Regions from separate parts of the Mus musculus genome. Here region 1 is linked to region 2. A link is a loop called in an ENCODE intact Hi-C map of the cell type or tissue named here. Cell type or tissue: left cerebral cortex. All regions are shown on one strand. Links, peaks and the distances in the headings refer to the core of each region. The heading gives the core; the rest is flanking DNA.

The links. Hi-C counts contacts between places; a loop is a spot of excess contacts. Peaks named below come from ENCODE experiments on the same cell type or tissue, not always from the same donor. Only the 100,000 strongest peaks of a DNase experiment are listed, where the experiment ranks them.
Region 1: it touches region 2 in a loop (2.2-fold over the local background); 4 of 42 quality-filtered maps call a loop at or near these places.

What each region holds. Positions count from the first base shown.
Region 1 is chr8:47,647,509-47,663,343 of GRCm38, reverse strand. No RefSeq gene overlaps it. Among named protein-coding and RNA genes, the nearest start is that of Ing2, 20 kb to the left of the region's middle. In left cerebral cortex, for the core only: no CTCF peak of the experiment used is centred there; a DNase peak (open chromatin) is centred at 7,734.
Region 2 is chr8:47,563,841-47,579,675 of GRCm38, reverse strand. No RefSeq gene overlaps it. Among named protein-coding and RNA genes, the nearest start is that of Gm39172, 23 kb to the left of the region's middle. In left cerebral cortex, for the core only: no CTCF peak of the experiment used is centred there; no DNase peak of the experiment used is centred there.

The sequences.
Region 1 (15,835 bases), core at 6,280-8,779, 84 kb before region 2:
ACTTTGCCTCAGGCTGGCTTGAAGAACGTTTTTCTTTTTTTCAGTTTTTCAAAAACTGCTTAGCAGCTTTGCCTTGGTTATATCTTGAAAAAGCATTTGGTTAGATTTATATCTAGCTTAATAAATAGGCTCTGAGAAACTGGGGTGCCCAAAAGGCTTAGGTTTTGAATATGTGGATTTTAAGTTAGGTTTGAAAGTGTTTTGTTTTAATGTTCTATCTTTTTATGAGACAGGGTTTTCTTGTATTCTTGGCTAGCATGGAACTTAGTGTGTAGACCAGGCTGGCTTTGAACTCAGTGATCCACTTGCCTCTGCCTTTAATTCTAGCTCTAGGATTAAAAGCGTGCACCACCCTTAGCAGACAAATGTGTAGTTTTACGCTCCCCCTCAGCTGTGTCTCCTAGAGCAGTGTTTTACTGTGTTCTTACTCTGAAGATCAGAATCTGATTACTTTGTTTTACCGCAGCCTTTAACTTATTTATATAGTGTGTTAACATTAGAAACAGTCTACATGAAACAGAATGTGGTCCAACTGGCTGGTTTCCTCTCCAGGCGTTCAGGTATTAGCCTAGCAATGTGGAATCCCGCCATCAGTGACAAGTAATAATGTTGGTTCCAAAAGAATTTACCTTATCAAGAATGTAAAATGGTAGCACATAACATTTCCAAGCTTGAAAGATGGACTTGAATTGTTTTTTTTTTTTTTGGCGGGGGGGGGGGGGGGGAGGGGATGTTTGTGTGTGAGTGTGTGGCATGCCCCAAATAGCAAAAACGTCCTTCAACAATTTTTAGAGTACATTTTAGTTTTTTGTTACTAAGCGTCATTTCCTATCAATTTGAAAGGGCAAGTTCTCACAGATTAAAGAAAAGAGGGTGTCTCTTTCTTTTTTTTTTTTTTTTTTTTTTTTTTTTTTGAGAAAGGGTTTCTCTGTCCAGGCTGTCCTGGAACTCACTTTGTAGACTAGGCTAGCCTTGAACTCAGAAATCTGCCTGCCTCTGCCTCCCAAGTGCTGGGATTAAAGGCATGTGCCACCACCGCCTGGCTGATGATTTTTTTTTAAAGTTATTTTCTTTTTTTTTAATATTTATTTATTTATTATATGTAAGTACACTGTAGCTGTCCTCAGACACTCCAGAAGAGGGAGTCAGATCTCGTTATGGATGGTTGTGAGCCACCATGTGGTTGCTGGGATTTGAACTCCTGACCTTCGGAAGAGCAGTCAGTGCTCTTACCCACTGAGCCATCTCACCAGCCCGATGATGGTTTTTTTAATTGGTTGGTTGAGGTTTTTTTTGTTTTTTTGAGACCTGGTTTTTCTGTGTAGTCCTGGCTGACCTGGAACTGGGTAGACCAGGCTGGCCTTGAACTCAGAGGTCTGCCTGCCTCTGCCTCCTGAGTCCTAGGATTAAAGGCATGCATCACCACTGCCTGGATTGGGTGAGCCCGATTTTTGACCCATCCACCAACTCACCTTTTCCTGTATCCTCATATTGGAGTCTTGATGTCATTTGAACTGTTGCTTAAGACTTCAGTCTTTCTGATTAATCATAACTGTATGTGGATGTTAATGGGAATGTCTGTGTTTGAAGCCTCCCTGAACAGATTGGATACAGCTGATGGTCATAATGTTCAGTAAGAGGGTATAAGCGACCTTCTCACTTTACAACCAATTGAATTAGCTTAGCTTCTTGATGAGTTAAAGAGGCCTAGATTTTATAACCTTAAATTGAGGATGGTAGCCTTCATTTCTGATCGGACAAACTCCAAAAGGGACTCCTGCTAGCCTTGAACTCATTTCTAGGAAAATAAGCATGACAAGAGATGGGTGATAATGAGAATCTTAATTTAGCCCACATTTTTACCAATCTGCAGAGACAGGGGCTAGCTGGTCGCCTGGGATTTAATTCCTGGAGTGACTGTCAGAGTTCCAAATACGCCATTTCTAATACAGGTCACTGGTTACTGAGAGAGTGGAACATTTGTCTTTTAGGTTTTTTTCACCTCTTTAGTTGGTATTTCAGGAAAATAATCAAAAATTTCCTGGAACGTATGTATGTGTTGGGTGGGGTTTTTTGTTTTTGTCTTTTGCATTTCGAGACAAGGTTTCTCTGTGTAGCCCTTGGATGACTTAGAACTCACTCTGTAGACCAGGCTGGTCTGCGACTCAAAGAAGGCCTGCTAATGCTTCGTGAGGCCTGGGATTAATGAAAGGTGTGTACTACTTTTACTACCACCAGGCTTTATATACTGATTGTTAAAGATTGTAGGGGTGTGTCGGGGGGGGGTGTTACCTGAATGTAATGGAATGTCTGGATGGCTAAGCCAATGGCACAGTCAGATATACACAATGTATATGCCTGTGGAAGGCAGAGACCAGTGAGGTCAGATGAGGGAGTCAGATCCTCTGGAACTGGAGTTACAAATGGTTGTTAGCCACCATGTAGCTGCTGGGAACTAAACCTAAGTTCTCTGGAAGTGTGGCCCATGCTTTTTTGGCAGATTAGCCATCTTTCCAGCGGTGGGATCTAAGTTTAACTTAGGGCAGTTATTGCTTTGTTATAGCCTTAAGTACCATGCTAGATTCTAGAAGCAGCAAGCTTCTCTGTCCATCCCATAGATAGCTTGTTAAAGCCGCTTTTGAAAATAGCTAGTGCTTATTCAGAAGAGGCTGAGTGTCAAATGGGAACAGAGATGATATGCAAAGGGAGGCCTTCCCTTTTCAGAATCATCTTTTTAAAGAAAGAAGATGACGAAGCTTCCACCCCGCTCTCCCTGGTGTGTCAGCTCAAGACTTGCAGTCTGCTGGGCTGGGGAAGCCAGCTTTGTACTGTCGTTGCTTCATGATAGCCTTCAATGCCGTGCTAGATTCTAGAGCACCCTCCTTACAACCCTAGCTCTTTTCCCGGAGGGATGGCGTTTACAGGGTTCTGGGAACAGAATACATGCCATCGCCATCGTGTATTCTGTGCCCTTTGCTCTTGCTTTAAGCTTTAAAAATCTTAGGGAACAATGGAAAGAGAGTGAAAGCTATTTTCTCAAGGAACTTCAGAATTCACCCTGAATTCTTCTTATAATGGTTCAACAGAATGAGTTAAAGAAATAATTAGCAATATTTATGATGTCTTTTAACTGCTAACTAATGATACTAATATTAGCTCACTTCAGAGGAAACTATAGTTTGGTTACAGAGTGGTATAGTCGGACTCAAGAATAGAAATGCATCATTAGGAAATTGAGAGGAGTTGGGGAAAGTATCAGGAGGAAGCAATATTAAAGGTTAATTTACAGGTACATTAAAGATCTATGGTATAGCATTTCTATCTCACCGACTCACGCAATTTTAAGTGGTTTGCTTTATTTTAAAATAATACTATAAAACATCAGAAATTACATCTTTACAGTCATATAAACTTATAATTAACCGTTTTAGAAGTCAATTTATATGTGTGAGAAGGTCTATAGTTTTGTTTTTGTCTTTTGTTTTTCTTTTCATCTTAGAGGATACGAGAGCAAATTTTTATTAGAAACTGTTGACATGAACAGTCCACCCATCGCTCTTGGCCTTTACTTGCTTGCCTTACACTGCCTTTCCACTGCCACCACCCTCTTCCATGGTGTTGACAGTACAGCGGCCAGTGTCTGTGGCCACGGTGGTACTCCTGCCTCTCTTCAGACCTCCAGTTCTTCCAGAAGATGATTAACTCAACTATTTGACTCAAACAAGAACAAAGTTCATCAGAGTTCTCTATTGCTCCCCACTCCCTCTCTCCTTCCCCTCCCCCCCACCCCTCCGTGTATGTGTGTGTGTGTGTGTGAGTACTTGTGGAAGCCTGAAGTTGATGTCATGTCTTCTTTTGCTCTCTATTTTGTTTATTGAGGCAGGGTCTCTCACTGAACCTGTAACCTGCCATTTTTGCCTAATCCAGTTAGCTAGCTTGTCCCGGGTCCCTTGTCTCTACCTCCAGAGTGCTGGGATTACATAGATGGGCTGCAGAGCTGCCTGGTTTTTATGTGGGTGCTGGGAGTACTTATTCTGACCCTCATGCACAGCAAACCATTTAGCCACTTGGCCCCCCACACCTGCGGCATCCAGCAGAGCTACCCACCTCTCTTCCCTGGGATGGTGGCTGTTCTCAGGTTCAGACTCTACCAGACTCTACTTATGCACAGGAACTTTGTTCCTAAAAATAGTTCCTTTCTACATTTTCTAGGTTTCCACTCCTATTGGATTTTTCCTTTGTATTGCTATGTTTCTAATTTTAAAAACCAGAAAGAACAAAATAGCGAAGATAATAGACCACATGTCATGCTAACTACTATTCGTGTGTATGTGTGTGCGTGTGTATGTGTGTGTGTTCCTTAAATCTGAGGTAGCTCAAGAGATATTCAGGGGGTTAAGAGCAGCCTTTGATGGTCTTCCAGAGGCTCTGGGTTTATTCCCAGTACCAACATGGCTGCTCACAGCTGTCTGTAATTCCAGTTCCAGGGCATCTGATGCCAACACTCACACAGCCTTAAATGCATATATATATATATATATATATATATATATATGCAAACAAAACCCTTTTTTTTGAGTTTTGTTTTCCTCTCTCCCTCTCTCGAGTGACTTTGGTGTGCCACATGAAGCGATTCCCACGGTCAGCTTTGACTGGCCTGCCATGATCTTTCCCTGCTGGCACTTGCCTTTAGAGGAGTCCCCTCTTCCAAAGATGCTTTCTCCGTCTCCAGAGTTGGAATACCCGTGTTCGTCACATGGCTCTGTCCTCCTGCTCTGCCAAGTCTTCCTTCTGTCCCAAGGACTGAGGTGTACTAGGCTAAGCCTTCAGAACAGTCTAGGATCCTAGGAAATGACACACTTTCTGATGGCTCTGATGACTGCCAGAGGCCTAGCAGCAGCCTAGCTCTCACATCTAGGTTCACACGGTCAGCTGCCTTCCCGCCTTGGTCCTTCCTTATGGCAACGGGACATTTCACACCTAACACAGGTTTTTATACCCTCCTTAGTCAGACCCCTGCGCTTTTCCTGTCTTCTCCTTTATGGAGAATGACAATTCCACCTTTTGTTTCTCAGGCTAAAATTTATGACGTCATCTTCGACTCTTCCCTTTTAGGGTCCCAAACCATCTTGCTCTGTGAGCTCATCAAAATATATCCAGCAGCCTGCCATTCTCTCCTCCCCTCATCAAGGCCACCACCAGCCACCTCTGGGACGACTGTCAAAAGAGCCTGCTGACCAATCTTTTCTACGTTCACTTAATTTTGTATGATTATTGCCTCCAAACTGGCTAAACAGATTCAGCCAAATCAGTCTTTCCTCTTTTTAATTTCCTGCAGTGGCTTCTTATGTAAAACCTACAGGTCTTGTGATGGCCTAAACAGGACTCTCTTAGTTAGGCCTCAAGCCTCAACTTCGAGTACTCTCCTTTCCCCACTCGATTCCAGCCACACTGGCCAACCTGTGCCCCACCCTGTGCATTTCCAGGGTTCTCCAGCCACCGGTGTGTACTTCCCTATGCTTCAAGCCCATTATCTTTGATTTCTATTTTGCTTTTTTCTTTTTCTGAGGCCACCCAACAAACATTCAGGCTCTAAATACCCTCTTCTCCTACCCACAAAACCTTAGCCAGCCTCGCTTGTGATTGAAGAAAGATTGTAACATCCTCTAATCAGAGGACGGCTATTTGAAGTTTACCTGCTCAGAGAATGTCATGTTTTCAGTTGAGCTAAAAGGACGCGTCTTTAGTTTCTGTAAGTTTGATAGCGTGTATAAAGACTTAAGAGAAAGCGCCAGAATGAGAGGAAGCGTCCCTAAGATGTGTTATCCACTCTATCTGTCTCCGCCTCTTCCTCACGTCTCAGGTAAGTTATTTGAATGTCTCCTCCCACTAAGATGTAAGCTCCTTGAGAGCAGGAACCGTGTGTGCCCCCCCCAACAGCTGTACTTTCAGTGACACACGGTCTGTTCCTAATAAATATTTTTTTAAATAAGTGTCATGATACATTTATTAATCGAGTCCAGTGTCTGGTTCCTTAGGCTAGAGAAGCTAGCTGGCCCATGTCCTTGTACATACTACTCAGTAGAACTGAATGCTTCAGATAGGAGAGCCACCTGTCAGGGCATCCTGGGAGCAATTAGCTGTGACGCTTGGCTTAGTTTGTTTCCTGTTGCTGTGATAAAGTATCCTGACAAAGGCAACAGAGAGGAGAAAGGGTTGGCTTGGCTCACGATTCCAGGTACAGTCCATCATTGCAGGGAAGTCAGGGCAGCAGGGACTTGAAGCGGGAGTCACAATGCAACCACAGTCAAGAGCAGAGAGCCATGAAGTAATGTCTGCATGCCAGTGTCCAGCTCTCTCCCCACTCACACAGTGAAGGAGCTCCCTCTGCCGTGGTCCAGGGAATGTCCTGATGTTTTCCCTCAGTCCAACCAAGATTCCCCACAGGCATCACCACAGACCAGCCTAATCTAGACAAGTCCTCATGGAACCTCCATTCCCAGATGATTTTAGACCATCACGCTGACAACCCCCCCACCCCCAAGTGCACATTAGCTACACTCCTTTTTTTTTCTTCTTCAACTTAATGAGTCTCATGCAGCCTTTTGTGCATACTTTCTATTGATCTTCTTTCCTCTTTCTCTCCCCCATTTCCCACCTCTCTGTGTCCCCTTCCTCTCTCCTCCACTTCTGCTTTCCTGTCATGTGTACTCTGATACACCCACCCTTAAGACCTCTTTCCCTTTCTTACGGTCCCATTTCTGACTCATGACATACACTCTCCTACACACATATACATATATATATTAATTAGATCTAGGATCTGCATAGGAGAGAAAACATATTTGTCTTTCTTAGTCTGGGATATTTTACAACATAATTGACAGTTCTAGTCACTTTACTGCATAACATTTTATTGTGCATGTGTGTCACAGTCTCCTTATGTATTCGTCTGTTAATGGACACTTAGGCTACTCCATATGATGTTCCCTCTTTAAAAGGAGAGATGGTGCAGTGGTTAAGAGCACAGGCTGTTCTTAAAGAAGACTCAGGCTCAATTACCAGTGCCCACATGGCAGCTCATAACTGGTTTGTATCTCCAGGGAATCCAATGCTCTCTTCTGGCCTCCACAAGCACCAGACATGTGTGCGGTACACATACATACTATACACACTCATGGACAGAAATAAAAAGAAATATTAATTTTTTAAAAAGTGATTCATTAATTTGGTTCCAAAACAAAGAGCTTTGTTGCTAAGTCAAGGAAATGAGAAATTAATGTTAAAGGAAGATTATGTAAACATCCCATGATGAATGCACTAGAAGGATGATAAACCATCACAAAATACCAAACTGCTTAGTGGACAGCTCAGTTAAAATGCAGGAAGACAGGGCTCTCTGAAATTCTACGTGAACCCTTGACCTAAAAACAAAATTGTCACATGCTATAACACTGGCCACCATATATCTAGGGATTGTCACTAACAGATGGCAAGATGAAGGACCGATTTGCTACTGTTTCTGTGTTAAATTGTAGACAACGATTATCTCCTCTTCCGAAATTAAGACAGCACAGCTTTAAGAGGGTATTTCCCAGTACTGTCTCCACCAAGGGACAGATGCTGTCTCAGAGTGTTGTTTTCCATCCAAAGAGGCTGAGGATACCCAAGCAAAGATGGCTTCAAAGAAGCACTGAAAATACTGCATCCCCCAAAGATAAGGATGGGCCACAGCCTGGTATGATTCAGGGAAAGGGAGATGTAAAAATAGCTAAGTGTTGCTAGCTGGGTACCCATGCCAGATGAAGTGAATTTTCATCAAAGCAGTCTGTGCTGGTAACCTTCAATAGCCTCAAATGGTCTTCGTCAGCACATGCCTTTAGCCATTATTGGTTGGTTAGCTTTAACACTGAACATCAAAATCTCTTCCTGTTGCTATTCTAATGGAGCTTGGAAGATCCTTGGGGGTGTGGCCAATGGTAGTATGTTTGCCTCGCATGCACGAGGCTCGGGGTTTAAATCCCCAGTACCACTAAAAATTAAATTAAAAAAAATACACCAAAATAAAATAAAATAAACACATTTAATAAAATTAAATATACAAATTAAATTTTAAAAATACATTACAAATTCTTTACAGGAGCTCAGTTATAGTGATGATTTTCTTTAAAATTTCTTTTAAAAAACACAGAAATAAGAATATGTTTTCATTTTAATCCTTCAGACTGTCCAGAGCAGCTGACTAAGATTTTGCCTCAGGGCGTAGCAGAGGCATGATTTTGCCACCAGCAGATAGTTTCTGTGATGATGTGACACTGGGGATTCTGGGGATCTTTCAGAGGATGTATAAGTGCTAGGGCTCCGAGAGAGTCAGGGTGGGTTGTTGGTTGTTGATTGGTTGCTGTTGGTGCTTGTTGGTCAGGGTTTGTTAAGTAGGTATGCACAAAGAAGAAATTAGATATCCTGATGGCAAAGATCAAACTTGCCTCACAGAACTCGGTACCCCTAACCAGCAGGAAGTAATTTAACAACACCATCACCTCCTGTCCTTCCTCTTCTTTCTTTTCTCCTCTTTGGTGTTAGGGAGTTGAAAGGATAGAGAAGAGTAGAGGAGGCTAAAGAAAAAAGAATTCCCAAAGTAGCAGAAGAGCTATACTCAGTCAGTAATGTGACAGGCATGAGCACCTGAGGTTGATCCCCTGCACTGTGGGAGGAGCTAGATGTGGTGACACAAGTTTGTAATCCCAGGGCTGGGAGATAAGACCTACAGTGAGACCTGGAGCTCACTGGTCAGCCGGCCTAGCCTGCGGGACAAAGCCCAGGCCAGTGGGAGACTGATTCAAACAACCGAGGTGAATTTCTCTTAAGGAACAACACCTAAGGCTTATCTCCAGCCTCTGTACACAGACACATGCATGCACAGACACAGACACAGACACAGACAGACAGACAGACAGACACACCAACACCCCAGCACAAACACACACAAGATAAATCAGTGAAGGTTAGATATTTTTCTCTACTGGCCATAGTCCTGCTCTCTGAGTGTGATTCTATGAACATACATTTGACAAATGTAAAACAAATTATCGTTGGTCACTCAGCTGGGTCGGACAGGATCTGCAACGAGAATTTACCACGTTTGCTTTTTTGCTTATTGGGTTTCAGTGCTAGATTTGTTTGTTTGTTTGTTTTCTTTCTTTGTCTATAATGAAGTCCTTGCAGTTATTTTGAGTTGGGAAAGTAGAGCGTACAGAATATATGTGCAACAAACATTGTTGACGGGCAAACAGCAGCAGGAGAGAAGTCCAAGCTATCTCTAGGTCCTATTTGCTCTCATCAAAAGCTGGTGTCTGAGAGCCTGGTGTGGTGGCTGGACAGCATCTTATTAACTTCCAAAAGGCTTTCTTGTTCCTCTTGGGTTTTGTGAGGCCTGACTGTGTTGTCATTTCCCTAAACTGCCTGATTGCTTTGGTTGAAAGGACACCCTTGAGCTGGGTGTGGTGGTGAATGCCTTTAATCCCAGCACTCGGGAGGCAGAGGCAGGTGGATTTCTGAGTTCGAGGCCAGCCTGGTCTACAGAGTGAGTTCCAGGGCAGCTGGGGCTATGAGAGAAACCCTGTCTCCAAAAACCAAAAAAAAAAAAAAAAAAAAAAAAAGACAGGCCCCCTTTTCTCTCCTCTGGCCCCTTATTTGCATTTGCTGTACTTCTATCTCTGGCTTCTCATCTGGAAGTGTCACCCGATGTCACTTCAGCCCCGTTCTTCTGCCACTTTCTCCACACTCCTCTGAAATCTCACTATTTTGGTTGTCAGCCACTACCTTGCAGATCCACACAGATCTGCTGCTGGACACCCATGCTCTCTGTTTGGCTTCCCTAGCTGTCCCAGTAACAGCTTGTACCAGTATGTGTTCTGACATCCCAGGTCTCTCCCAACATCCATGCCAGTAATCCTACATAATTTTTTTCCTCCCAAGGCAGGTTTCTCTGTGCAGTCCTGGCTATCCTGGAACTTGCTCTGTAGACCACGCTAACCTCAAATTCAGAGATCTGCCTGCCTCTGCCTCCCAAGTACTGGAATTAAATGATGTGCTTCCATGCCTTGCTTGATAGACCGTTTACTATGGACAACAGAAAACACAGTTTCTTTAACAGGCTTCAAAGTAGAGCAGTATACCAATGCGCAAACGGCTTCTTTTTCTCTCTTTTAATTACTGGTCCCATGGTTGTGCACTCCTGTAATCCCAACACTTGCGAGAGTTCAAAGCCAGCCTGGGCAACATAATGAGACCCAATTTCAGCAAAGGGTATTGGTCCTAATTTTATATCTGAGTCTTCTCTTTGTTGCATGCTACAACATTTAGACAAGCTTGAAATTCATTTGGAATTAAGAATTGCACAATTAGCAGGGCTCAAATCTAACCTAGAGGTTGTATGTGGAGGGGGAGGTTTTATTGGCACAGAGGACCTTAGAGCAACCTGGGACATAGCTTGTAGGTCTTTGTGGGTCACCACGCACTAGCCGTAGAGCTATATAATGACCTAAAGACAATGCATGCTGAGCGGTGAGAATGGTTTGAAAACCAGATAGGAATTTGGATAAGGAATAGCTCCCTCTGGATTCTTTTGTTAGTCAGCAAGAAATGTACCTTGCTATCCACCTACCACCACTCAATTGCAGTCTATCCTGTGAACAGCCTGGGACCAGGAATGTGACCAGTCCGAGTCTGCAGATTACTTGGCTACAGTCATGCCTCCCCCCCAACTCCCCGGCTTAATACTGTTAAAGCTGGCGAGTTAATCTGCATCTGCCTATCGCCTGCTCTCCCCTTCTCTATTAGCTCAAGCTAATAGAAAAACAAAGATGTTATTTATTTCCCCTCTTAAAGCTTCCAGCCTTGGTTAGTTAATAATTGATCTTCAACAAATAGCCCTTGAGCAACTAAAGAACTTTTCCATTGCACAAATCCTCATACCATCTCATCTGGCTTTATCTGAGAGAGGGCCCATTGGTGTTAGGGTCCCGGAAGTCCTGGGCCAAAGAAAGGGGAGATATGTGGTAAGAAGGCTCAGCAGGCAATGGTGCTTGCTGCCAAGCCTGAGTTTGAGCCTCTGGGATCTACGGGATGGAAGGAGAGAAGCAAGTTCCACAGTTGTCTTCTGAGTTCCGCATGCACGTAATAAGTAAGGCACACGGACACACCCTCATCGTTATACATTTTTTTTGTAAGCCGTGGAGTAAGGTACAGCCTGGAATAGTCTCTATAGTGAGAAGCATCCCTTGGTCTGCTCTCCAGGCTCCTCACACATACCCTGTCTCAGCAGTCAGGATTTGTTGCAGAGGTAAGTAAGGCATGGGTAGGACTTAAGTCAAGGACTGCACTGTTCTTGTCGCGATTATTTTATGTCAACCAGCACAAAGCAACTCCAGGATAGCTTCATCTATTCATGCAACACTTTTTCAAGACAGGGTTTCTCTGTATATCCCTGGCTGCCCTGGAACTCACTCTGTAGACCAGGCTGGCCTCGAACTCAGAAATCCGTCTGCCTCTGCCTCCCGAGTGCTGGGATTAAAGGCGTGCACCACCACTACCCAGCACTTTTTTTTTTTTAAGATTTATTTACTTATTATATGTAAGTACACTGTAGCTGTCTTCAGACACCCCAGAAGAGGGCATCAGATCTCATTACAGATGGTTGTGAGCCATCATGTGGTTGCTGGGATTTGAACTCATGACCTTCAGAAGAGTAGTCGGTGTTCTTAAGCGCTGAGCCATTTCTCTAGTCCCATGCAACACTTTTTTATTTGTTTTTTGTTTTTTTTTTTGGCTTTGGGTTTTGAGGTACGGATTCTCTGTGTAGCCCTAGCTGTCCTGAAACTCACTCTGTAGACTAGGCTGCACTCAAACTCACAGAGATCCACCTGCCTCTGCCTCCCAAGTGCTGGGATTAAAGGTATTCACCACATAACATTTTCAAAAGCGTCTTTTCATTGTGGATGAAGTACTTTCAAGTCTTTTAAGAAGCTAGTAAGGAGTTTGGATAGAGCAGTTACCGGAACCGTCACGTTGTCTGCATTAGTCTCTTCTCTTGGTTGTATTTTTCTTTCGTTTTCCTATCTCAAGGTTTCCAAGAAGGCAGAGAAAGGTGATTGAGATTGGCCCGTGCAGTCTGGCTGGTATTTCCATACAAGTTTGGAATGTGCAGAATCAGCCCCAGCTATCGATAAAAGTAAGCAAGACTCTAAAACAATGATCTCAAAAATGCAACTGTCCAGACACAGCTAAGCCCCAGTCTAAAGAACTGGCCTGCTGGGAGGCTGTCTTTAAGACAAGTTAATAATACTGGGTCTCAGTTCAGAGCAGTGCCTGGATTCCTATCATTCCCAACTTTGTTTACCTTTCTGGGGAGATCAACTTAGCCGCTGACTGCATTCAAGGATGCATGCCTGTCTGGTTTGGGCATCCTCAGTTTCCAAGGGTTTGAAAACCCCTAAGACAGACTTTTGAGGCCACCATGTAGTCTTTGCAGAAAGTTTGACAAGGAGATCCATTGCTCAGAGATCATGAAATACAGCAGTTTGAAAGGGTATGGAATGTTTACCTACCTAATAGGATGGGCTTCCCAGAGTCTCATCTCAGCCTTTAGTGACTCACTTCTGAGGAAAGGCACTGGGTCAGTGGGGTGACATTAAATAAAGCAATCATTACGAATGGTGAGCCATGGCGGTTGCACGGGCTAAAGGCATTTGTCACCAGCTGTGGTAACCCAAGTTGTAGCTCTAGAACCTACACAGCAGCAGGAAAGAACTGACTCCTGGAAATTGTCCTCCAGCTTCCAACGTGTGTGTGACACCCCCCCCCCCCCAAATAAATAGATGTATAAAAAAGAAAACATTACCCGAGAATGTTTCTGACAATGGCCTGCCCAAGTCATATACTCTTCAGATGTAACATCTAGAAAGGATAGGGCAAAGTGAGATCACAATATAAAAGAACAACCGGAACAACTTAGCATGTGAGTAAGCTGGCATGGATATTAAAAAATAAAATAAATCAAAGTTGGGGGGTGCAAAAAGAGGGGCAGCTGTGAGCTTTAAAAGACAGGGTGCACTCATAATTGGATTCTGCCTGAACAAAAGCAGCTGTAAAAAGATACATTGGGGTGCTAGGGTTGGAGCCCCAAGAAAGTGCTTGTTGAGTGTACATGAGGTCTTCCATTCAAATACTAGTCCCGAGAAAACTATATTGCATTAGAACAATCGAGAAAAAGTTGATTCTGACTGGAGGTTAGATTATATGAACTTATTACTAATATTTTTAGATGTGATGATGTAATCACGATTATACATCATACTCCCGGATTTGGGAGAGGCATGCAGGAATATTTAAGCGTGAAATTTCATAACTGTAATTTGTTTTCTAGTAGTTAAAAACAACAGCCATGAAAGTAAATCAACTATACACGTACAAACAAACACAGCCATTATTAGATCTTGGTGAGGGAGGAGCTCCCTGTGGCTTACTGGCCGTGCAACCTGGTCTATTTGGCACTTTCTAAGCTGTCTAGGGACTCTAGTTTAACAAGGTAGCCAGCTGTTGAGAAACTTCACCCAAGTTGATCTCTGACCTCAGTGTACACACGTGTGCATGTTCATGCAAAAACACCCTCCCCCAACATGTGCATACACGTGCACCACGCGCCCTTAGGACAAAATAACTGGTATACAGTAGCAATTTGTGCGGTATTCTTCGTTGTATGAAAATGTCAGCAAGCAATTCATTGCTCTTGGAGATGCTGAAAGCTGTGGTTTCAGATCTTTGCAACACAGCGTGACGTGATTGCCATGAATGCTTCAGGACACGCCCATTCTGCTCTTCACCCTGTGGTTGGAAATCTTCACTTCATTTTTTTTTCTGCTTTGGAACTGTCTTGATTGGCAGAGGATCCTTGAAAATGGCAGGCAGTCCTCACAACCAGGAAATGGGCTCATCCCTTTGACTTAAAGTGACAAATCTGCTTTGGGATAGTAGGCACTCTCTTCCGCCGAACCTAGAGAACTCTTTCTGTGGGAACCTGCAAGGATTGCTCAGATGTTGGCCCCACACTGATCCAGAAACTGGGACTTCTTTGCTGCAGGACTCAGCAAACCAACCCTGCTTATGAGGAAACCTAGTGGTTGCTCAGCTGGAAAACCCAGGCGGCTCAATCCTAGTAGGTACTAACTGGATAACTCTGTTCCTGGCATCAGTGAGCAGCTACGTCTCCAAGGAAGGGATGCCCAGGAGCCTCGGAATTTCCTTTCCTTGCTTGACTGTATTCCAAGAGGCTGCAACCAGTGGAGACCGACTGTAGCTGGGGAAAGCAGGCTCCTGGCCACAGAAGGGAGCTGTAGTTTTCTGATTACAGTATAGTTCTTTCATACCATGCCATCCTTTGGGAATATTTCTTGGCTGGATGTGGTGGCACTCACCTTTAATCCTAGCTCTCAGAGGCAGAGACAGGCGGGTTTCTGTGAGTTCCAGGACAGCCAAGGGCTATGTAGAGAGGTCCTGTCTCAAAAAACAAAACCCCAAACCAAAAGACTATTTTTTGATGAGACAGCTAATACAACTTTGGGTGTTTGTTTGTTTGTTTGTTTGCTTTTGAAACATAATGGCCAGGTATGGTGGTTAATGCTTTTATTTCAGCACTTGGAAGACAGAGGTAGATGGAGCTCTCTGAGTTAGAGGACAGTCTGGTCTTTTATAGGGATTTCCTTGCCAGCCAAGGCTACATAAAATAGTGAGACCCTATTTTTTTAAAAAAAAAAAAAAAAAGAAAAAAAAAGCTACGGAGGGAGAGATGAGAAGAATTCAAAGAATCAGTCCATTTATACAGAGAAGTGTGGGTCGAGCTCCCAATTTCTCTTTATCCACCACTTGGGTTTAATCATATTCTGCACACTGCTGCTACTTGAGCATAGTCAGCCTGATTCCAGTTAAAAATGGCATGTGGGGCTTTGAATGAGAATGGCCCCCCATAGGCTCATCTATTTGAATGCATGCCCCCAGCTGATGAAGTATTTGGAAGGGTTAAGAGGTATGTCTTTGGGGATAGACTTTGAGATTTCAAAAACACTCACCATCTGCACACACACACACACACACACACACACACACCCTGACCACAGTCTGTTGTCTGAAGATTGAGATGTAAAGCTCTCAGCTCCTTCTCCTGCCGGCGAGCCGCCATGGTCCCCACCATGACGATAATGGACTAACCCCTGGAAACTGTAAGCCAGCCTCCAATTAAATGCTTTTTTGTTTTGTTTTAAGTAAGAGTTGTTTTTTGGTCACGGTGTCTCTTCCCAGCAATACAACACCAGTTAAGACAGAGTGGGTCATTCTAAGGTTTCTTCCTTGCATCTCCGTGTTTTGTTCCAGATTTTCCCCATCCCCATCCCCATCCCCATCCCAGTATGTGAGCTGGGGTCACTTTTGGTAGGGCTGTGAAGCAGAGGACTCCTGAAAGAAGGTGCCAGCTTCCTTCTGTATCCACAGGGAATGATGGCTTCCAGGGCCCCGCAGTATGCAAATCCCAGACACTCCAGTCTCTGGGGCAGATTTGTATGGCGGTTGCATATCATCTCCTGATAGTGCGGTCTGAAGAGGAAATGAGCAGAGTGGAGCTGGGGATGTGGCTCAGTTGGTAAAGGGCTTAGCATGCACAAGGCCCTAGGTTTAATGCCTGGCACCACGTAAACCGGGTACATGCCTGTAATCCTAGCACTCAAGGTAGAGGCGGGGGGGGGGGGGGGGCAGAAGCTCTAGGCTTTCCTCAGCAAGTTCACAG
Region 2 (15,835 bases), core at 6,219-8,718:
TAATTGTCCTAACTCCGCCCATGTGGCTACCCATGCTAGATACCTGACATCAAGTCTACTGAGTCTTCTCCATCCCAGGGTAGGGGGTTCTATTCGATACACAGGTCACGTTCATACGCATGAATACTCTTCCTGTCTCTCGGCTCCCTGCTTTGATAAACTCTGAGCATCCTCATAAGAAAGCGTCAAGTCAGGCAGTGGTGGCGCACACCTTTAATCCCATCACTTAGGAGGCAGAGTCAGGCGGATTTCTGGGTTCGAGGCCAGCCTGGTCTACAGAGTGAGTTCCAGGACAGCCAGGGCTATACAGAGAAACCCTGTCTCAAAAAAAAAAAAGAAAGAGAGAGAGAGAGAGAGAGAGAGAGAAGAAAAGAAAAGAAAAGAAAAGAAAAGAAAAGAAAAGAAAAGAAAAGAAAAGAAAAGAAAAAGAAGAAAGAAAGAAAAAGAAAGCGTCAAGCATGGCTCCCTTGCATCCAGTCTCTAAAAGACCTTAGCACGAGCCCCATTCAGACTCCATTCAGGAGGAGGCTTATTGTCTCCTCCTCAAGAGCTTTGAGGCACATTTCTAGAGGAAATTCTCTTCAGCAATATCAAGACTAATCATATAAACGGGCTGCCTTTCTGGGACATACATACCATTGTGAGTTCTCCCAATCATCAAACGATTTCCTGCACTCTGTGCAGATTTCCAGCTACACGCTTACTTAGTTTTAATATTTGATGTTCTAATCCTGAGGTGAAATTCACCATCATTTGGAAAAATAGAGCTTTGGACTTGCTATCAGTGCCCCAGGGGGCTCATATTTAATTAAAACCTAATGGAGAAGGCGTTTCTTTAATAATTGATTAGTCTTATCACTTAAGCGTGTCTTGGCTGTTGCCTTTGGGAATGAGTGACTTTTACCTTTCCTCTTTTGTGTAAAACCCACACATGCCTCTTAGCAACTCTTGGTATTTGTGCTGCTTTCCTTTTGAGAGAGCTAATCCAGTCTCCTGTGCCACTTGAAAGCTGGCTTTTGAACATGACCCCAGAGACCAGTGGAAACCAGAGTGTGCCTCCCGTTAGAGGACACCCTAGTTGGTGTTAGTCTACAAAAGTTTTGCTTGTTTATTTTAAACTATGCATATGTGTGACTGTTGTGGGTTATGTACACGTGAGTGCAATGCCTATGGAGGCCAGAGGAGGGCGTTGGATGCCCTGGCTGGAATTACAGAGCAGTGAGTACTGCAGTGGCCAACAGTGATGCTGGAAACTGAACTTGGGTCTTCTGCAAGAGCAGAGTATACTCACAACAACAACAACAACAACAACAACAACAACAACAACAACAGCAAGAAGGCTATATCAAGTGAATGAGAATTCTGGGTGTTTTTGGAGTGGGTTCTAGAATCCTGTACACATCAAATTTTTTATTTGGAAACCAAGATGAGTTACAGCATTTGACACAGGAAGGAGAGATGTTTGTTCTTGGAGTGAAGCCGTTTTCCTCCAACCCAGTCTCAGGGAAAACTCCAACCTCAGTGAGAACAGCAACACCACCACCATTATCTGGAAAATGGAAGGCTGCAGCTTGCCCCGCCTCTCCAGCATGAAGAATTCTGCCCATCCCTACAGCAATAGGTCAGTCAGACAAGAAAAGTGTCAAGAACACTGACAGTCAAAAGAAACACAGATGAACAGGTCAAATGTCTAGTGAGCAAAACAAAACAAAACAAAAAGCTGGACGTGGTGCACGCCTTTAATCCCAGCACTCGGAAGGCAGAGGCAGGCAGATTTCTGAGTTCGAGGCCAGCCTGGTCTACAAAGTAAGTTCCAGGACAGTCAGGGTTATACAGAGAAACCCTGTCTTGAAAAACAAAAACAAAAACAAAAAAACAAATGTCTAGTGAGGAAGTTCCTCTGAATGACAGAATCCCACAGTAGACAATAGTGTACGTGAATTCTCTTGGTAGGAATTGAAGCAGCAGTCTTTGGGAACCACAATGGCAGCGTGAAACAAAGTATCAGGTCCAGAGCTTGATACAGCAGTTCTGGGCATTTTCTACAGAAATACCGACACAAAGGCAAAGATGCAACATGGCTTCCAATGGCTAAGAGGTAGAAACAGACTATGCCTGTGTTCCATGAATATGTTTCTTACCTACAAAGGCCAGAAGGCAGCTATATTTCCCCTTGAGTTGGAGTTATAGGTGGTTGTAAACCACCATGTGGTTGCTAGGAATAGAACCTGGGTACTTTGGAAAACAGCCAGTTCTTAACCACATGGTTAAAACAGTGTTCTTAACCATGGAATCATCTTTCCAGGGCCTGTTGTTGATTTTTAAATAATTATGCACACTGAAACCCTTGAATATAGTAAAAATGTCTAATTTTTCCTCTTAAGAAAGTTCATGTGTATGTTCTTGCGTCTGGAGTATAGATGTTTGTCTATGTGCATGTGTAAGTACAGGCACATGTGTACATATGTTGTGTGCATGTGCCAGAGGTTGGTGTAGGGTGTCTGGCGTAGGGTGTCTTCCTCAGTTTTTTTGCCACACTATATTTTGAGACACAATCTCTCACTGAATCTACATCTTATCAATTAGGTTAGCTTCTCTCACCAATGAACTCCAGAGTACCATCTATTCCTGTCCTTGTCCCTGCTAGTTCTGGGGTTAAACCATCAAGTCTGGCTTTTTATGTGTATCTTAGGGTTTTACTGCTGTGAACAGACATCATGACCAAGGCCACTCTTATAAGGACAACATTTAATTAGGGCTGGCTTAAAGGTTCAGAGGTTCAGTCCAGTATCATCAAGGCAGGCATGATGCAGGAAGAGCTGAGAGTTCTACATCTTCATCTGAAGTCTGCTAGGACAAGACTAAACCCCATGTGTTTGGGAGGAAGGTTTCATTGCCCATCCCTCAGTGACACACTTCTTCCAACAAGGCCACACCTACTCCAACAAGGCTATACCTCCTAATAGTGCCACTCCCTTGCTGCAGGCTGGCTCTGTCGAAGTCCCTCAACCCTGCGAGAAATCAGGGTCTCAGTACTCAGGTGGGCAAGGAGTCGGTGAGTGACAAACAGACACGAACACAAAAGAGTGTTGGATCTGAATGTAATTTCTCAAAGTTAGCATCAGACTTATATTACAGAAAAAAACAATGAAGTTAGATGACACATCAGCCACGGTACATTGAGGTTATCTGATGCATAATGACACAAAACAGAAAAATGCATACATAAAGACTGGCGGGAATCAGGCAGTGGTTACAACTGAGATAAAAAGCGGCCCTATCTGAAGTCAACTATTCCACAAGCTGGTGAGGATTTCACACCCTAGTCACAAGGGTCCCTTAGTAAGCACCTAACTATGCTATTCCTCTGAGCCTTGTGAAAACTTGAACCAGGGGTTTCTGCTCTTGCTAACCTTTTCATGAATAATGCAACCCTCCTTCTTCCTAGACCATTGTAAATTCCTGCATATGGTAGTGACTCAGCTGCTATTCTAAGTGTTTGTGGGGAACCTCCATTTACCAAAGGAGCCCACCAAACTTTCTTCTATTAAGTAATGTAGTCTGGGAGCCTCTAAGGTGGCACATACCTTTAATCCCAGCACTTGGGAGGCAGAGGCAGGCAAATTTCTGAGTTCGAGGCAAGCCTGGTCTACAGAGTGAGTTCCAGGACAGCCAGGGCTACACAGAGAAACCCTGTCTGGAAAAAAAAAAAGAAAAAGAAAAGAAAAGAAAAGAAAAGTAATGCAGTCTGCCATACATAACCATAAAAAGAATTCCAAACTTACTTTGTTAAACTTGCCCTGAAATTTCTAACTCCATCTAGTAAATTATGATGCCTAATTTCTTTCACTATCTCTCTTTCAGTACTGGAGGCATTTTGTCTGAATAAGTAACATTCTTACGAAATTCCAAGCCCAGGGTCAGCTCAACAACTGCCAAGGACATTGGGACACTGGTAAAGGCTAGGAAGCAATGTTCAATCTAATTAGCTATTTGTCAAATCATTCTTTGGGGGCACCTATAATAAAACAATACTGAAGGAAAGCACACAGAACCCTTCACCAACTATTGCAAGGACATATCTGGACCACATCTGTGTTATGGGATGCCAGAGACTCTCCAGGAGACCAGTTTCTGTGAAACTTTTTGCCTCAGGACTGCGGGCAAGCTTTTGGACTTGTCATGCAGACTCCACTGGAGTGGGTGTGGCACTCCTTGGGACAAGCATATACAAACCTGACTCCATGTCCTTTTCTCTCTCTCTGTCTCTCATCTGTCTCTGTCTCTCTTTCTCTCTCTGACAGAGCCTTACTTACTATGTGGCCTGTCTGGCCTCCAATTTTTTCTCTTGCTCCAGGCTTCCAAGTGCTTGGTTACAGGAATGTGCCACCCATACCCTGCTGACTGACACTTCCAGAAGGAACTATTATATTCATTCCTCAAACTATGTTTAGCTGCTTCCCAATTTCTACATTTCCCCATTGGTATTTATATCAGTGTCCAATTTTGCATCCTTTTGTATTATTCTTGGAACAAACTCTTATAAACTTAGTTCCTGAAAATAATATAATTATTATTATATCAGTTAATTTTTTTATACTCTGTAGGGTCAAATTAAATCAGTTTCACCAGGCTAAGAGCAGGTACTGCTGGCTCCACTCCTTCCGAAGGCTCAGAAGGACCCACTCTCTGGCCTGCCAAGCTTCTAGAACAGGGCTTCTCAACTTTCTTAATGCCATGGACCTTTAATACAGTTCCTTATGCTGTGGTGACCCCTCCAACTATAAAGTTATTTTCATTGCTACTGCAGAACTGTAAGTTTGCTAGTTATGAATTATAATGTAAACATCTGGTATGTGACCCTGAGAAAGGGCCATTGTGACCCACAGGCTGAGAACTACTATTATGGAAGGTCCTCTGCATCTCAGCTCCATCCCTGCGTGAAGAGCTTAGTGTCTCCTCACCTCTCTAATCTCTGCTTTCATCTTTCTATCTTCTAACTCTGACTTTGACTCACTGGACCCAGATGAATAGCCTAGAATAAATTTTCCACCTGAAGCCCTTTAATTTTATTTATGCAAAGAGAGCCCCTTTTACAGTGCAAGGCAATGGAGTCATAGGTCTTGGGAATTAGCACACTGATATCTTAGGTGCAACCATTCTGCTTATATAGCCTATTGGAAGAAAAACTCTATTCTCTCCTTATTCCTCCCTCCCTCCCTCATCCATGCTTTTTTATTGTCTATTTACTATCATGTATCTTATTTTATAACATCTATTCGTCATCATATATTATGTTTTTACTTATCATATACATATATGTGTGTATATACATATATATCACCTGTTTTTCCCTATCATGTATTCTCTATCTATGTATCTATGCTCTATCTACCTACCTTCTAGGCGACATCTATTTGATAGATCTTCTACCTGTCATCTTTCTTCTTTGCCTTCATCGTCATCTTTATCATCACTTCTCTGTCTAATACTGATTCATGGATTCCCATTTGGTCCCATGAGGTGTGACCTGCTGCTGGCCCTTAGGAGGCAGTTCATTCCTTTTTAATCAAATTTCCCTAGTTTCTTGAGACAATCCTTAATTTTTTGGCACAATAAGATATTGCAGACAAGCCAAGCATGGTGGCACACCCCTTTAATGCCAGCACTCAGGAGGCAGAAGCAGATCTCTGTGAGTTCAAGACCAGTATGGTCTACAAAGTGAATTCCAGACAGCCAGGGCTATTACACAGAGAAACCGTATCTTGGGGAAAACATAACAAGGAGGAGGAGGGAGAGGAAGAAGAGGAGGAGGAGGAAGAGGAGGAGGAGGAGGAGGAGAAGATATTCCAGACTCAATCCTGAACCTTCCCCGCTCCAGTCTTAGTGTCAGACATTTTCCCAAGAAACCCGACTCTCTTCAATGGCGACTGATAAAGCATGAATCAGCATTAGACCTAGGTCTGCTGGTGTAGCCTGTTCAGCTCAGTGACTTGGAAAATTGAAATGGGAGGATCACTAATTCAAGGCCAGCTTTGGCTACAGAGTGAAGACACTGCCTCAAAATCAAAGAAGTCTAAAGATACCGGTAGTCCGGTGCCTGCCTCGCCTGTGTGAGGCCCTAGGTGTAACCCTCCGGGAAACCACCATCAGGGAAACAAGAACAAACACAAGCCCACTGGACAGTAGTAGTAGGATGCTGCTGTTGTTAGAGCCTTCCAGGAATCTGTACACAGAGATATAGCTCATGGGCATATGCACTAACATATCATATAATCTTAAACTCACACATAGCTGTGCAGTGTAATATATCTTACATGCACAGTCATATCTATCCAGTTAAAAGCGCAAGTTTCCAGCAACCCTTCTAACCCCAGCCTAACACCGTGCATTTCAGATGTATTTACTCATATCTGCATTTGTCCTCTTTCCTAATAATAGAAAAGATGAATCTCACAAGTATTAGCACATTGGACGCTTATCAGTTCAGTCCCAGATTCCCATCCCTGCCACAGACAGGGTTCCTCGCCGTTGGTTTCCTACAACTTACGCCAGGCCACAGGGTCACATCATCCTGCTTGTCTTCAGGTGACCTGTTCCAGGCCTTCCCTGCATGTGAATGCCTTCTTCCTCTGCTGGCCTCTGAGAGCACAGGATGTGGCACGCAGGTGTCCTCACCACACCAGGGGGTCTCACATCTTTCTGCTTCTGCTCATCCCTCTTTTCCCCAATCTTTCTACCCCTTGTACTGGCTGGTTCTGTGTCTACCTGACACAGCTGGGGTTATCACAGAGAAAGGAGCTTCAGTTGAGGAAATGCCTCCATGAGATCCAACTGTAAGGCATTTCCTCAATTAGTGGTCAAGGGGGAAAGGCCCCTTGTGGGTGGGACCATCTCTGGGCCTATAAGAGAGCAGGCTGAGCAAGCCAGGGGAAGCAAGCCAGTAAAGAACATCCCTCCATGGCCTCTGCATCAGCTCCTGCTTCCTGACCTGCTTGAGTTCCAGTCCTGACTTCCTTGGTGATGAACAGCAGTATGGAAGTGTAAGCCGAATAAACCCTTTCCTCCCCAACTTGCTTCTTGGTCATGATGTTTGTGCGGGAATAGAAACCCTGACTAAGACACCCCTCTTAGCTCTGAAAGGTCCAGCAACCCATGGTTGGCCCTAACTATATCACCCCTGCTAAAACACTAGCCCCTGCCCCTTGTCTCTGACACTGGAGCTGGTCATTGCTGTCTCCACACAGTCTCCCACCGGCTCTCCTTCCTCACTTCACTGAGGCTCAAAACACCACATATTGGCCAGCCCACCCAAAGGAGTCCTGGAGCTTGCTCACACTAGCTTCAGATAGACAGTTACGATGTTACCCCCGACCCCCTACCAACTCTGCATCCAGGTTATGTTGGCAGCTTGGAACTGGCATTCTAGATCCTTTTACCCTACATCAGTTGGCAAAGATTAGAGATCAAGTCTTCAATGCCCCTACTCTGCTTTCAAACATTTACCTTCCAACCTCTGATCTTACCTGACCCAGGTATCTAATGTTCTTAGCACTGCCCAAAGGCATTGGATTTACAAACTCTCTCTCTCTCTCTCTCTCTCTCTCTCTCTCTCTCTCTCTCTCTCTCTCTGTGTGTGTGTGTGTGTGTGTGTGTGTGTGTGTGTGTGTGTGTGTGGTCATGTGTATGTTTGTGTACTCATTATTGTTAGACCCAGGGCCTCTCATGTACTTGGCAAGTACTCGTCCCGTCCCCTTTCAGAGCTATCTATCATTCCATTGCCTATATTTGTTACTTAGTTGGGCTACAAGGAACATTAGTTACTTTTGAATTTGGGGGAAAAATACAATGACTTTTGCAAAGTTCCAGTGTTTCCTTAAATAATGAGTCTTACTGGAAGCTAAGTAAGAAATTCAAATTTGCCCGCATCCCAGATTGGATTGAAGTATTTACCACTGGCTAGAAAAGAATATACCACAAGTCAGGTATGGCCTCGTTCTTGCTTTTTATACTGTACACTGAGCACGTCTGAGACTGTAAAGTCTCAATGAAAGTCAGATTCTACATTCATATGAAATCAAAGTAACTAGGTTTTAACATTGAAGCAAATGACCACACACAGTTAAGAAAGGTCTTTGACGCCTCTTCTTCAACAACCAACTCTAGTGATAATGAGCCTTTAAACATTTCTTACTCAGGCTGGAGAGATGGCTCGGTGGTTAAGAGCACTGATTGCTCTTCCAGAGGTTCTGAGTTCAATTCCCAGCAACCACATGGTGGCTCACAACATCTGTAGTGGGATCTGATGCCCTCTTATTGGTGTGTCTCATATAAATAAAATAAATAAATCTTGGAAAAATTTTTCTTACTCTAGTAACTTTCTGTGCACCCTTAACTTCAGAATATAGCCATGTCTGTCAGGGCTCTCTAGGGCAATAGAACCGAGAATTAAATAGTCATGTGGATGTGTGTGGATGCGCGCATGCGTGCATGGAATTTTGGGTCCTGCAGGCCTGAAATCCCTAGGGAAAGCCTGCTGGGAGAAGATGCAGGTAGGTGTGGGTGGTAGGGTCTTGAGTCTATAATTTGCAGGCTAGGCTAGGCCAGGCCAGGCTGGCTGGACACTTAGGCAAGGTTCCCATATTTCTGTTTTGGAGTGGGATTCCTTCCTCTTTGAGGTTCCATCAACTGGAGGGGGCTCATCCACACTATGAGGGTTAGTCTGCTTTGCTAACTCAAGATATTATTGTCTCTGTGACATCCCTTTGTAGCAGCCTCTAGATCAGTGTTTGACCATAACTAAGCATGAGTGTCCAACACAGCTGATACATACAGAGGGCCAGCAGAGTCATTATCTGCTGTGAAAGCAACATTGATTTTCTTTGCCAGGCAATTTCAAGCATTTGACTTAATTTTTCTTAATGATGGTAAACTGGCAACTAATAGACTCTTAGCTGATTTGGAGTTTCCATGCTAATCTTGTTAGGAGAATAACATAATCTTAGTAATTTTTGCTCTCTTCTCTCGGTGATATCATGTATTCCATTTTCCTTGATGATTTCCGGTCTTTGGAGGAAATATATATATATATATCATTAAACAGGTACCATGCTGGAACTTGTGAGTGAAGGTGTTCCACACATGGTCTCTGCCTCTCCGCGCTCCGTGGGAGAACAGTTGGCTCATGCAGGTTGGACCAGCATGGCTCAGGACTCCAAGAGGAGTGATTCCCTCACCCATTCTCGGTGCTTTCTTTCCCGTTTCATAGAGCAAGCCTGAGAGTGGGACTTGCCAAGGGAGACAAAATGCCAGGTTGGGCAGCCAGCAGGTTGAAGCCAGCTGACAGCTGGTTCAGGGAGTTGGCTGTCTAGTATGCCTGTTGCCAGCACCTGTTGATCTTGCAGGCCATTGAGTAGGAGCACAGCCCCTCCTGCCGAGGACCAGGAGGAAGTCTGGGCTCATTAGATCTCTGCTGACATTCACAGTCAGTCTGTTTTCCTTCCTACAAAGTATACAGAAAACTCATAAATAAAGCATACCTTGAGTAAAATTCTACTCTTGCTCTCATGCATTACTGATCTCAAACAGCCTTTGATGATCTGCACATATAGTCCTTGCAAGAAAGAACACAGAGATGGGGATGGTGATATACCTCAGGGGGGAGACATTGGCTTAGTATGCGTGACCGAGGCTTCAGGTTTGATTTTCCAGCACCAAAAATAAAAAGCAAGATTCCCCCGGAGTAAATGTCCCATCAGCTGATGATAACTGCCACAAACTGGAGGTGACATTGCAGCCTGCTGGTTAAATAATGCAATAACCATAGGTGATTTAAGTAGCTTGGACCTGATACCACCACTTCATCAGTTTCTTTTTCGTTGTTGTTGCTGTGATAAAATGCCCAGCAATAGTCACTTAAAGGGTCTCACGGCTTACTGAGTATTGTCCATCATGGTCAGGTACCAGAAGCGAGGCAGCTGGTCACCTTGTGCCCACAGTCAGGAAGCAGACCGATAATGCTGGTGCCGAGCTTCCTTTCTCCTTACATTAAACACACACACACACACACACACACACACACACACACACACACACACACACTTATTGATTTATTGTGCCAAAGTGCACACATGGAAGTCAGAGGACAACGTGTGGGGGTCAGTTCTCTTACCATGTGTGGTAACTCAGGAGTAAACGCTGGCCATCAGGCTGGTGGAAGGTGCCTCTCCACTGAGCCATTCGGAAAGCCCTCACTTTCTTCTTCTATCCAGTCTGGTACCCAGCCCAGAAAATGATGCTGTTCATGTTTGGGCTGGTGTTTCTTCTCTCCACAGCTGCCTCACTGAGAGAAGATGCCCCCACTGTCACGCCCACAGTGTGTCTCCCAGGTGATTTCAAACCTTTTCAAGCTGGTAGTCACGATTAGCCATAACAGCCATAAAACTCTTTCTTTAAGGCTACTATTCATTCGTTCATTCATTCATTCATTCATTCAATAGTTCCAGTGCATTTTAAACCACCCCCTGTCAATTCCATATAAAACCCTAGCTCTGTTGCGGTAAATCTTCAACCCAAATATGCCCCATCAATGAAAACACAACACAGTTAATATGAATACATGCTGTGCGCCTAGATTGGGCAGATCAACCGCACTGCCATCTTCTATAGCTTATGAGACCCCTTAGAACTTGCAGTTTCTTTAGGTCACGTGCTTCTGCTCTGCTTTTCTTCTTCCTCCTCCTCCTCCTCTGCATCCTCCCTCTTCAATTTTCTCCTTCTTCTCTCCCCCAATTTTCTGCTCCAATTTCCCTTTATCTGCCCAATCATCAGCTCTCCTTTATTTTACAAATTAAGGTGGGAAGCAGGTTTACAGGAAATCACCTGAGTGCTGACTCATTCCTTGTTCACAACCCCTCAGAGGAGAACAGAATTATCATCAAATATAATTAGTCCCAGGGCTATCCACAACCTAGCTCTTGTCCCAAGTATTCAACAAAGCAATCAGCCACTAGCCAAGTGTAGTTTTTTTTTTCTTTTTTTTAAAATTTATTTATTATTATATGTAAGTACACTGTATATGTAAGTACACAGCTGTCTTCAGCCACACCAGAAGAGGGCATCAGAACTCATTACAGATGGTTGTGAGCCATGTGGTTGCAAGGATTTGAACTCAGAATCTTCGGAAGAGCAGTCAGTGCTCTTAACCACTGAGCCATCTCTCCAGCCCCAAGTGTAGGTTTTCTACATTAAAATCAGCGGGTGCCCTAGTTGGGTTTCTATTTCTGTGCAGAACACACTGACCGAGAACAGCTCAGGAAAGAAATTGTTTGTTTGGCTTATAAGCCGCTGTCACAGTCAATCACTGAGGGAAGCCAGAGCTTTCTGTGTAAATAATGCAGCAACTGTAGGAGATTTAAGTCATTTGGGGATGATAACCACCACTGTGTTGGTTTCTTTTTTCTTAAGCACAGAGCCAGGAGCTGAGGCAGGGACTTTGGCAGAGGCCACGGAAGAACACTTCTTTTTAGCTCACTCCTCAAGGCTTGCTCTTCCTATGTATACAACCCAGGACCACCTACCCAGGTGTGGTACCATCCCCCGAGTGGGCTGTGTCCTCCCATACCAATAATCAATTAGGAAAATGCCCCCACTGACTTGCATTCAGACCGATCTGATGGAGAATTTTCTCAATGGAGATTCCTCCTTCCCAGATGACTCTAGTCTGTGTCAAGTTGACAACTAGCCAGTACAAGTAGATTTTATTTTTCTATGGGTTCTGGGGAAGCTAGGCAGACAGTCTACTCTTGAACTATGTGCCAGACCCTGTAACTGCCTACCATAAATTAGCAGTTAAGTTTCTTGGTCACACTACCCACATGCATGCAAATATCCACACCCAGCAGCCGTGTGCTCCCAGCCGCCATCTTATTGCATGACACAGCTGTGGCATGTAGCTGTGGCAGATGAAGGTGATGTTGGACTGTTAGGCTGATGTTGGGCAGGAAACAAAGCCTTGAATTGGCTGATGTCCACATCTCATCCTTCTCAGCCTTTTAACAAGAAGCACTGTTTACTGTGGAGTGAGTGGTAGTTGGGAAGGTGGGTGCAGGTTCTTCGAATTACTCTGAGTTTTAGTCTTGGGCCAAGCAAAACTCACCATCGGTAATTCTAGATCACAGAGTCTTGGCTTTTAAAAAAACCTGCTTTCACAAACCTCACTTTGGGGTTTTGCTTGCAAAATTACGGAGGCATAGCCTCTGGGATATTGATGTCCTAGCACGTGAAGTTTTACTGTGGTATGATAGAGACCTGTGCAGAGATTGGGCAGTTCCTGACAGATGATGTGTAAGCAGAAAAGCGCCTGGTCTGGAAACTATGGGACAAAAAAGGATCAGCGGGTACAGAGAACACAGGGACAATTCTTGAGAGCATTGTGCACTTAACAATAGTTTGCTAGCAAGTTAGCTTTGAACGTTCTGCAAGCCAAAGAATTAGTGAGTGAGTGGCATGCCTTTAATAAGCAAAAAGGAGAAACTACACATTTTGAGGGTGGGGGCGTCGAGGCTCTTAAAGCATTTACCTCCACAGGAATTGCCTATATTGAGTTTCACCCTGGGAGGACAAAGAGATTTGAGTGACGGTTGTGTAAGTTGATGTTTGGGTTTTGTTCCATTGCTTTTTGCTTTTGTTTTGTGATGCTGGGGTTGGAACGCAGAGTCATATCCCCAGCTCCGGCTAGTAATTTTCATTTTGAAGGAAGCTCAGACCTACAGGAAAAATAACAAGAATGAGTACAAAGAGTACAAAATCCCCTACACTCTTTACAAATTCCCCTAGTGTGGTGGTTTTGAATAGCGATGGCCCCTATAGACTCATGTGTTTGAATGCTTGGCCATAAGGAGTGGCACTATTAGTCGGTGTGGCTTTGTCGGAGGAAGTGTGTCATGGTGAGGTGGGCTTTGAGTTTCTCAAGCTGCACCCAGTATGATTCACAGTCTCTTTCTGTTCCTTCAGATCAAAATGTAGAACTCTCGGCTCCTTCTCCAGCACCATGTCAGCCTGCATGCTGTCATGTTTCCCCACCATGACGATAATGGACTGAACCTCTGCAACTGGAAAACCAGCCCCAATGAAGTGTTTCCCTTTATAAGAGTTGCTGTGGTCATGGTGTCTCTTCATGGCAACAAAACCCGAAGACACTTAGTGTTAAGTGTGTTGTTTCTCTGTGCAAGAACTTTGTCATCACCGCTCTTTATGTCTCCGTTACCTTCTCTCCAAACTTATATATAAGTTTATATATAATTGAACCAGGAGATACAGAAAGTATATGCATATATGCACATACATACATACATACATACACATAATGCATAGATATATACATCTTTCTAAACCACATTTAGAAATATTATGCTCCTTTACTTCTAAATACTTGAATGTGTATATCTTAATTTTTTTTTTTAGTTTTAATAAGATGGGGTTGGAGAGGTGACTCAGTGGTTAGAAACACTGGCTGCTCTTCCAGAGAATATGTGTTCAATTCCCACCATGTACATGGTGGCTCAAAACCATCTGTAATGATGTGTACTTGTGTGTGAGTGTGAGTTCCCAGGGAGGCCAGAGATGTTGGAGATCCGTTGAGCTGGGGTTATAGGTCATTGTGAGCCACCCAGTGTGGGTGCTAGGAACTGAACACAGGTCCTCTGCAAGAGCAGCCTGTGCTCTATCCACTGGATGCCTTACCAACCCCTCAATATGTGTTTCTTTAAAACTAAGGCATTCTCTTACATAACCATAGGACAGTTGACAATGAAGTGCTATTTCCCAGGCTACAACTATTTTCTGAATTTGTCACACTTCCTGTAGAAATGATTTAATCCCAACCCTGGGTTACTATCCTGCCTTTGACCATTTAGTTCCAGAGAAACAAAACAAAACAAAAAATACATACAACCTTTATATTTACAATAAGCCTTAAACAGCACAAGATCTGGGCAGGTACCTACCCTCCATGCTATTAGAATCTTCTTTCCTATCGATAACCCCAAGTTATTACTATTTACTATGTTCCATCTGAGCTACTCTTAGCTCCAATCTGCTAGCCCTCAGGGCCATGTTTTTATGGCTCACCTAACCCGTGGTGGCTTGTCCTTCTTCCTCCTATACCCTCTTCTCCTCTCACTTCTCCTCCCACCCCAAGCCCAGGAAACCCAAACCCCACCTATGTATCTTCTGCCCAACTATTGGCTGTTAGTATCTCTATTTACCAATCTAGGGGGCTGGTGAGATGGCTCAGTTGGTAAGAGTACCTGACTGCTCTTCCAAAGGTCCAGAGTTCAAATCCCAGCAATCACATGGTGGCTCACAACCATCTGGGGGGACTCTCTCATTTCTGGGACAACTGAGTCCTGGGGGTCTGCTCTTAGCATTACAATAGATAACAAAAAACCAAACCTCAACATTTCTCAAATACCTTTTATAATATAAAGAAAAGTCTTCTACAAGAATCTTCTCTAAACTCAGCCTTGTAGTCTATCATCTCTGGCTTCCAGGCTAAAAAATAAATAAATAAATAAAAATAAAAATGGTTGGGGCAGCAAATGTTAAAGTGGAGGGGACAACTGATTATTCCACTGCCTATCACACCAACATATAAATATACATACATATACATATATATAAACTTGTATTTTACATATATATATGTATATCATACATATATATATCATACATATATATATCATAAAAGCAAAAAGCAGAAGGTGTCAAAATCAAATAGAAATTGTGTTAACCCTAATGCCCCAAATTAAATAAAATCAGATTGCCTAATTGTGTCTATATAAAACATTGATGAAATCTCATGCTTGCATAAGCCCCTGTTGTAGTAAATCTTGCTTGTCAACTTAATATACTTGGGAAGAGAGTACCTCAATAGAGAAGTTGTCCTCATCAGAGTGGCCTGTGGGCAAGTCGGTGGAATTCTCTGTTAATTGTAGGAGGATACAGTCCACTGTGGGCAGCACCATCCCTAGGCAGGCATATCTGGGCTATACATGACAAATAGCAGAACATGAGCCCAAATGCAAGCCAGTGGGCAGGATTCTTCCATTGGTTTCTACTTGAAGGTCCTCCCTTGAGTTCCTGCCTTGGCCTTCCCAGCTGATGGACTGCAACCTGTAAGCTAAACTAAACCCTTCTCCTTAAATTGCTTTTGGTCACAGTATTTATCACAGAAACAAACCCCAACAGTCCTCCTACAACTCTCTGCCCAGCAAGTGTCTCTTATCATGAAGATTATTAATCATTGTGGCCAAAGATATCTGATATAACCATCTTCATTTCTGTCTTTTAAGACTTTCCCTTGCATCAACATGTTTGAATGTATTCACTGTATAATAAATGTGTAGACCCAATGCAAAGCTCTGGTATACATAAATGTAAACATGATTCTTTTTAAAATCTATCTATCTATCTATCTATCTATCTATCTATCTATCTATCTATCATCTATCTACCTATTTTGTATGTCTCTGTGTGTATATGTGTGTACGTGTGTGTACGTATTTAAGTGCATAAGCATGTGTGTGTATGTATACATGTGTATATGTGTACATACATGTGTGTGTGTTAGTGTATGTGTGTGTGTATGCATGTCACAGAGAACATGCAAAGGTCAAAAGACAACTTCTGAGAGTTGCTTCTCTCATTCTACCTAGGGATTGGACTCAGGCCTTAGGTTTGGTGGCAGAGTGGCCATTAAACAGCAGGTATCAAAAAGCCCAACTCATAGCTGAGGAGCTAGTGGCCATGATAGCTGCTGAGGAAAGCAAAGTCA